2 separate regions of the Mus musculus genome follow, and region 2 is linked to region 1. The links are chromatin loops, found by intact Hi-C in ENCODE. Cell type or tissue: left cerebral cortex. All regions are shown on one strand. Each heading gives the region's core, and the rest is flanking DNA. Links, peaks and the distances in the headings are about the cores only.

Region 1 (4,396 bases), core at 135-4,134:
GTCTGTGCTCATCTCAGCGCTGTCTCTGGGGCAGGTGCTGGGCTCTTCCGGAAGCGCTGATACACTGCTTCGGGGAGTCTGAGATGTGGGAAAGCTAGAGCTGGTTCAGGGGTCCCTGGGCCTGCGACGAGGCTGGGGCCATGGGGTTCTCAGACTCTTAGACATCCAGGTGCCACTGGGAGTCTCAGAAGAGCCAAGAATGGAGTCAGGGGCCACAGGCTGGGGGCAGCGTCTAGCCCAGGGCCGGGAGGGAAGGGGAGCTCCAGCTTGTCCTTGTTTGCAGGAGGCGGGCTTGGTGGCAGCTGTGGCTGGGAACACAGAGAGGTCTTCTATGGGAGACTTAAGCAGTGGCTCTGTAGTCGAATGCCTTCTCCATGGCTCCCTACGGTGGATCTTGATGAAAGAAACAGGCCGTGGTTCTAAATAGTTTATTGGTTGTTCATGGTGGAAAATGAATGCATAATGTATCATACCCACTTCTCAGGGTGAACCTGAGATTAACTACCTTTTGCAGGGAGGAATGTCTGGGAAGGAAAGCTTATTGGCTAAGCCCTCCAGGCCTCCAGGTACCTCATTAGCATGGAGAACTCTGTTTTGGGCCTACGTGACCACAGTACACGTTCCTTTTATGTGAGGAATGTGGCATGTGGTAGGGAGCTGGGAATAAGTCTCAGGTGTGTGCCCACAGAATCTCCGGATCTCAACCTGCTCTATCTTACGCGCTTCCTGGCACGGTTTTACCATCCAACAAGCTATGACTTATCCGTTACTGAGCTGAAGAACAAGCTGCGGCCGTGACGTGCACACTCGCCTCTGTTCTGTGAGGTCTAGTTTTAGCAGGGTTAGAGTAAGGGGCTACAGGAGAAGGGGGTGCAGCCTAGCTCTGATCTTTTTAGGGGCAGATAGGAATTGGGATCTTCAGGAAGTGCTCTTTGCTCTGAGAAAGACAGGGCAGGATGGATATGCCTGGTGGTAGGGCATGCGGTAGGGAAGAGTAGGTATTCGGAATCAGGATATGACGCAGCCTTCACTCACTGGGCAGCCCTCTCAATCTTCTGAAGGGACAACTGGGTGTGGTTGTTGGTACCCCCTAAGTGGGAGCATTTGTCAGTAAGTGAGTTTGGTTCCCTGTTATTGCTTTAATTAGCAATTAAAGTTCAAGACAGTACTGGGCCTCGAACCCAAGGCTTTTGCATGATGGGCAGGAGCTTTCCTACTGAGCCATATGTTGGCTCTTACTTTCACTCTTAGACCCTCAGAATATTATGGTGGGTCATGGAGGAGAATGAGGAACTATGTAGAACCAGATTCAAGGACCAGGTGGAAGTGTGGGTACTGTCTTCAGTTTCTCAGATTCCAGCATGTTTGAGGAGAGTAGTCACCTCCAGTCATTGTGAACCCCAGCTTAAGAGGTGCTTCCCTGCAGTGGGCCATTCAAGTAGTGAGTCTGAGCAGAGCCTGTGCATAGCAGACTCAGGATACCTAGGTTAGCATGCCATTCTGTTTTGTAGGGAGAAGCTGGGGCCATATTGGGGGAGGCAGGTTGGCTTTCAGTGGGTCTAGACAACTTTTGGGAACAGGTTGTTACCCAGGCTTCAAGAGGACAGATGTGGCTATGAGATGGACAGTTGTCACTGGAGGGGCCATAGTAGAGATGGAGAGGGAGGCAGGAAGGGACAGTGACTCATCTGGGGCCATGATTATGGAGTGTGTGGGCAAGCTCTATGAGAGTTGAGGAGAGGGTAGGCATAGCAGCTTAGCTGTGAGTCATGTCCCACAGCAGGACTTCCAATAGCCCAGGAGCATACAAGACAGAGATGAAGGGCCCAGCACAGCTACTTTCTGCTTGCATTGCTGCTGGCTGGCTTCCCATTGTGCTCCCACCTGGCCTCACTGCACACTTAGAGAGAGAGAGCTCTCTGCTGGCTCCTGTTCTGCTTAGAAGGACAGCTGGGCATACACTCTAAGGCCCCTTTGATCTTAATTAGCTTCCTGTTCTGCCCTGTCCCCATATGTAGCCACACTGGGGGCCAGAGTCTCAGCATGAGCTCTAGAGGTGTGATTCAGTCAGGTGAGGGACTTGTATGGAGAGGGTGTTGTGCTTTTTGGTAGAAGCTGCTAAAAGGGGACAGTTGCCACTGGCTGAGTCTAAGAAGATAGGGACATATGGAGCAGACTGGCTTGAATTTTCCATTCTCTTAGACATCCAGGGGTGCTCCTGGGCAGGAGGTAGGGCTGCAGGATGGTGGTACAGGGATGGCATAGTCTTGCAGTGGAGTGTTGGTTGCAGGTGGAGCTCTGGGCACAGAGGAGGCACCATGGCTCCTTCTCTTGATATCTATCTGGCTTTGGTTCATAGCCTTTCTGTGGACTCCCATTATATGGCTTTATTTTATGGATGACAGTGGCTTGGTTCTTCTGGGGAAGGCCTGGCTTCTCTTCAATAGCAGTCACCTGCTTCTGTTATCTTTCAGTGGCTCCTGAAGAGATGGGTGAGTGCTCTAAGGGGGAGGGAGGGCTGGTATCCATATTGGGTTACGAAGGCTGCAGTCCTGACCCCTGGTGTGCCCAGTGGCCTTGGAAATGTGAATGTCTGTCTGTGCAGCATTCCTTAAGACAGGGTGGAAAACTGTCCTCACTTCAAAACAGGATGTCTGTGAATAGCACAAACGGTAGTGTAAAGGATGTTGGGAGTGTTTCTGGGCTTCCAGAGGAGCCAAGCTGGAGAAACTTTACTCTTTTCTTTGTGGGTTCTGCGGTCTGCTGGCTGGCAGTTTCTAGGGTAGTTTCCAGGTTGTATATGTGTCATTGGAAGGTTGTTTTCATTTTGGGTACCTTCTTGGAGTATGTGGGCATGCATGCATTCATGCCTACCTACACATGTGCTCAGAAGCCAGATAGGCAATGGTGGGAGGCCAGTGGGCTGGAAGCCTTTAGTAGCCAGACAGCAGGAGGCACTGGATCCCGTGCACTGTTCACAGATGAGATGGCTTTTTCAGCATGCATAGGTTTTGGTCTGGCAGCTCTGCTTGGCTCTGGGTTGGTCTCTTTGTGAGGTGGGACTGGGATAGCTTCAGTCATATGAAAGAGTGTTATGCTATGGCCTGTACAGAGATCTGTGGAGTTGAGTGTGTCTCTTGGTGATCCTGAGAGACACTGCTGGCTGCTCTTCTAGCAACCTGGTAGCATCCATTGCTCAATGGTGCAGCCAGCTTCATGTTGAGCTCTTTTTTTTTTTTTTTCTTAAGTTTTTTTTTTTTTTTTTAAAGATTTATTTCTTATATGTAAGTACACTGGAGCTATCTTCAGACACATCAGAAGAGGGCATCAGATCTTGTTACGAATGGTTGTGAGCCACCATGTGGTTGCTGGGATTTGAACTCGGGACCTTTGGAAGAGCAGTCGGTGCTCTTAACCGCTGAGCCATCTCTTCAGTCCCCGATGTTGAGCTCTTTAAATGGGCTAGTTCTCTAGGGGAAAAATAAAAACTAAAAAATTGAGTTTTTGTCACCACCCATGGTGCAGAAGCCCCTTGGCAGAGCAGTTTTCTCTAGACACTTTTCATGAAGCCTTGTAGAAGGCTGGCACTGTGAGGAGCAGCCAACAAAACCTCTGTCCACCATTGTTCCTGACTCACATATAATAGGCCCCATTGGGTAGGTGACTCTACAAGCACCAGTGTCCTTTATGTCCCTCAGGCTTCTTAGCCTGGACTCTAGTGTTATACATCGTCTATAGTTCAGGAGCTCTGGCTGAGGGAGACAGATAGGGAGGCCGTGTCCCTGGTGCTTGAGTTCAGGTGCTGAGTATACCTCTGACTTGATGGCATTGAACTGGCTTGCACAACCAGTCACAGGCTTTGGGTAGGTGTTTTGCCCCATCTTGGTGGGAAAGATGCTGTGGCCCTACCTATGGGTCAGAAGTGCAGCTTGTACATTGTGCAGTTCTCTTGTCTCTGTCCTCAGCTGGGGGCAATGACAGGCCTGAAGAGATACGTACTATATGGAGCTGAGGTTGCTCTCCTTTGGGTGCCTATGTCTCAGCCTGCTTGTATGGCTTTGGTACAGGCTCTGTGCTGGGTTTGCCTATCATACATCTCCTGGTAGAACAGTTGTCCCCTCTGTACCCCTACCATTCCAAACTGGGTCCTGGTGGCCAGCTATCTAGGATCTCATTTAATTTTGGATTTAGTGTGGGTTATTAGTCCAGCAATGGTGCTGGGTGCTAGATGTCTTGCCCCAGGGCCCTCAACTGAGCCTAGCATTCACTGGCTGTGTGATTTGGGGCTCTGTGGAACTGCACTAAAAAGGGTAGCCATGCTCAGGCCCCTAGTGGGAATACTGCACATAGCTGACTGTTTCTTTGGAGTAGAAGGCTTGGTTCCCACTTTTACTCG
Region 2 (4,396 bases), core at 247-4,246, 66 kb before region 1:
TTCCTGTCTTGAGCTTGGAAAGTTCAGAGGAATGCTGCTGGCATTTGGCAAGGGCACCCAGGTGTGTCCTGACATGGCAAAGTGGCAAGAAACACAGAGTTGGACCAAGTCTCCTATCAGGACCCCACTCCAGGGAAAACAAACCTGACCCCTCATTAATTACTCTTGAAAGTAGGACCCTCATTTTTAATCACTAGGGCATTATTATTATTGTTGTTGATGCTGCTGTTGTTGTTATTGCTTTTAAAGATTGATTTGCTTGTTTGTTTGTTTATTTCGTTTTTTTGAGACAGGGTTTCTCTGTGTAGCCCTGGCTGTCCTGGAACTCACTCTGTAGACCAGGCTGGCCTTGAACTCAGAAATCCGCCTGCCTCTGCCTCCCGCGTGCTGGGATTAAAGGCGTGCGCCACCACGCCCAGCTTATTTATTTATTTTTGTGTGTATGAGTTGTTTTGCCTATGTGTATGGGCACCGCATGCATGATGTTAGGTCTCAAGCCAGGAACAGTGGGCTAGCATTGCCTACTTAACATATCAAAGCAGACCTGGCTACCAGGTTCTCCCAGCTCTCTTCAGCTCCTACCTGTTACAGGGTATGACCTGCCACCCTGTTCCCTACCCTAACCCCCCAGCCCAGGGCTTGGGCTGTCCTTCCCTACATAATCCAGCCATTTCCATTATCCAAGTCTTTTTCATCTTGAGACCTAACACATGCCTGTTGTCCAAGGACATTAGAAGAGAATGTCAGTTCCCCTGGAACTGGAGTTACAGATGGTTGTGGGTCCATTATATGTCATAAAAACCAAAGCCAGGTCCTCTGCAAGAGCAGCAAATGCTCTTAAGAACTGAGCCATCACTCTGATTCCCTTGATCATTATTCAAGGTCTCATCTCTCAACATTTAAGATGGCAATGATACTTGAATTTCAGCTTAGTTGCCTTTTCCTTGTGTTTGCATGCTTGCTTATTGGTTGAGACAAGGTCTCACTATGTGTCTAGGGATGGTTTTAAATTCATGATAATCTTTCTGCTTCACCCTTCTGAGTGCTGAGATTGCAAGTGTAAGCAAAAACGCCCAATTTGCAATATATTCTCTAAGTGTTTCTAATGTTTATTTTGCACTATTCCTTAATTTGTGTGTCATTTAGAACTGTCTGTTTTATTTTCCAAATAAATGGTGATTTATAAAGCTTGTTTTCATTAGAATTATCTGCAAAATCTTGTGTTTACTTCAGACTAATTATATTGTGGCTGAAAAGATAGTTGGTATGGAACTGAGTCACTGAAATTTACTGATCATGTTGAAACAGTTAGTCATTTAAAAATTCCATTTATGTATTTACTGTGTGTGTTTGTGTGTATACACATGTTTGCCAACAATACACATGTGGTCAGAGGACAACTTGCGAGAATTGATTCTCTCCTTCTACCATGTAGACTCCAGGGGTCAAATTCAGGTTGTCAAACTTGGTGCCCTTACCAGCTGGGCTATCTCATTGGTCCCTATTTTTTTGTGTTTGAGAACAGGAAGGTGCTGCATAGAGCCACAGACACCAAAACTTAGGAGAAACATGCATTCTTGTTTGTTGTAACCACAAATTCCTACCTAAAAGCCTTCTCCACTTATAACCACTTGGATACTTGGATATCAACTCAGTGCCCCTTACAAGCCCAGAAAGGATGTGACTGACTTTGGGGGTATCTGGGTACATCTACAAGTCCTACCCAAGTTCTCAGCCTCTCCCTTGTCTCAAGTGGGGCACATCCTTCGGTGCATGGGGGTCTCTTTGTTCTTTTTGGAGGCTCTTGACCTCACACTTGGACTTGATAGGAGCAGTTACTTAAGAGTCAATGCCCCCGAAGCTTTTGTTGTAAGTGACCCTTTCCAGGAGCCTCCCAGATGCAGCAGGTGGGCAGGCTAATGATGGGTGGGTACATATACCCATCCTTATTTGCTTGTGGGGTGAGGTGGTATAGGCTGCAGGACTGCTTCATGTTTAGCTACAGAGTGACTTCCCTCTGAGCACAAGAAGGGCATCCACCCATTCTTTCTAGCCTTTGGTCTCCACTTGGACTAGCAGAGAGGGCTGGGTTCTGATTTTCTGGAATGGTTGCTTTGGTCTATGGCTTTGTCTTCAGCCATGGCCATGAGAAGGATCAGAGGAGGAAGGAACAGGCCATACTAAGTTCTAGACTCAGACAGCCCAGACTCCTAGAAAGGGGAAAATATTCTCACCCTCAACCTCTGGAAGACCGATAGGGCCCCAGCAGGCCCAACCTAGAGCTATGTTGGAGATTTTTATGAAGCTGGAGACCTGTCCAGGACTGCTCTAAGAGGCTTGAGGACATTAAAGACTATTCTCTGCAAGATGGGCTAGTGGTAGGAGTATGACAAAGAGCCCTGCCCCTGAGTAGGGCAGAGCAGCAGATCTATTAGTGTGTACCCCCCAAGTCTCCACCTAAAGTGCATTATCTCAGTCCAGAGGAAACAGGCCAGCAACTCCTATTCCATAGGCCAAAGTTCTGGTTTCACCACACAGTGAGTCACCCACTTCCCTCTGTATGTCCATGAGCAAATGCACCCACACACATCTGTCTGCACATTGGTGACACTTCAGAATGAACCTCGAGAGAGCCAAGCACCTCCCACGTGGTATGCCACTTTTCCTTGGAAATCTATTTTTATTCATTCCAGATAAAAGAGCAACAGAAACCTTAGACCAATAATGCCTTCACAGTCCACTTGGTGAATCAGTGGGTTAAATCGGGGTATATTTGCAGGGTAAAGGGTTATTTACAGAAACAGGAACAACTTGCTTACAGGTACATCATCAAAGAGTCTCCCTTTCCCAGAAAGTGTTAACTGCTCATACGTCCTTAGAGATGGCCTGGTGAGTCTTTTCCTCCCATCACAAGAGAAATTTTACGGAAGTCACTCTTGTGAGTGTCTTACGTGAGTGGTCACAATTGTTCTGATTCAAAATGTCAATGATCATATTCAACCTGGAGAAAAGAGATACGCAGCTCTCTACCCCTTCTACCCGCTCTTAAATTCTTCTGATCTCCTCATTCACAATGTTTCCTGAGCCTTGGAGGGATGGGACAAATGTATGACTATTTTATCCTATTTAGAGGTGAGCACTAGGCTGCCATGACCTGGCAATAATGATTTATTCTCGGTAGTTTCAATGACTAGCAATCTCCTTAGTAACCATTGCTCACTGCAAGAAAGAAACTTCTTTGACCAAGGCTAACAGCAACAACAATCTCAAATGTGTAGAAGACGAGCTGACAGGTACTTCATATCATTTAAAACAACAGTACTAGCTTCCTCATTAAGCCATATGACATCCCCAGCTATAGGTTTTGGTCCTCGTTCACAATACCAAACATGAGCTTCCCTCTGTAGAATCAGCTTTACATAAAATTGGAAAGCATTTGGTTACACTCATAGTAGTCATGCTACAGTTGCACCAGCAGACACATCTTATCTAGTATCTGGAGAGCATTACTGAGGGTTGAGGGAGAGGTGGGGGATGGGGTGTCCATAGCCAAGAAGGACCACTGATAACAACTTTCCCCCAGAAGCCTGCATGGCACCCTCCAGCACTGTGAACAGCAGCAAGTAGCAAGGGGGCTTCAAGATCATCTACAGCACAATCTCTACATGTTCTACAAAGCTCACGATATCCTCGGTAATATGGATTTACCATCCAGCTATGACGTGTAACCACATAAGTGGCAATAACCTGCATTATATGAAGAGTTTCAGGGACCTCCGTGGTCACTAAGTCATAAGAGATAGGCCACACCAGGGCTGAGATTTTTCACTCCTTGTGACTTCTGAGAGGGTATTTTCCCACTAATACCGGCTACCTTCACTAAAACTCTGGAATAGCTATTATTTCAGATACTCATTCTTCCTTTCAATGGGCTTGGTTGTACCAAGCCCAGTTCTGCACATCAGTGTTTGTGAAGTGTGAGCTCCTGCTACCGTCCAAGAGCACCCATACTCAACACTGACCTGGGTGAGGCCCTTGATGGTAGTCTTACATGATGCTTGCTTGCATGGGAATGCTTACAAGAGGGCTGTGCCAGTGTCCACTCAGATGAGGACTTACTCACATCCATCATTGACAGGCAGAATGGTCATTCAGTCTACCTGGCAATCACAGCAGGACAGGTAAGATTTATGTACTTGCCCCATCAATCACAGTGCCCGTCTGTCATGGCAAGCCTCACATGTTTGGATAGCGTTCAAAAACTATCACCATATTTCATGGAGCTGAGACAACCATGGCTATTTCTAGCCTATCTTAGCTCCTCTATGGCTGACCCAGAACTTGCCAGTTCTTCTTTCTTACTGGGCTATCCATAAAATCAAGTCTCTAATGAGAG

What was found. Hi-C counts contacts between places; a loop is a spot of excess contacts. Peaks named below come from ENCODE experiments on the same cell type or tissue, not always from the same donor. Only the 100,000 strongest peaks of a DNase experiment are listed, where the experiment ranks them.
Region 2: a loop joins it to region 1, with 2.0 times the contacts of the local background. A loop is called at or near these places in 1 of 42 quality-filtered maps.

What each region holds. Positions count from the first base shown.
Region 1 is chr7:139,413,969-139,418,364 of GRCm38, forward strand. The region is part of intron 1 of Inpp5a (inositol polyphosphate-5-phosphatase A); the gene reads left to right. Among named protein-coding and RNA genes, the nearest start is that of Gm46004, 27 kb to the left of the region's middle. In left cerebral cortex, for the core only: no CTCF peak of the experiment used is centred there; DNase peaks (open chromatin) are centred at 1,794 and 2,849; H3K27ac peaks cover 276 bases.
Region 2 is chr7:139,348,229-139,352,624 of GRCm38, forward strand. No RefSeq gene overlaps it. Among named protein-coding and RNA genes, the nearest start is that of Gm32571, 10 kb to the right of the region's middle. In left cerebral cortex, for the core only: no CTCF peak of the experiment used is centred there; a DNase peak (open chromatin) is centred at 2,616; H3K27ac peaks cover 218 bases.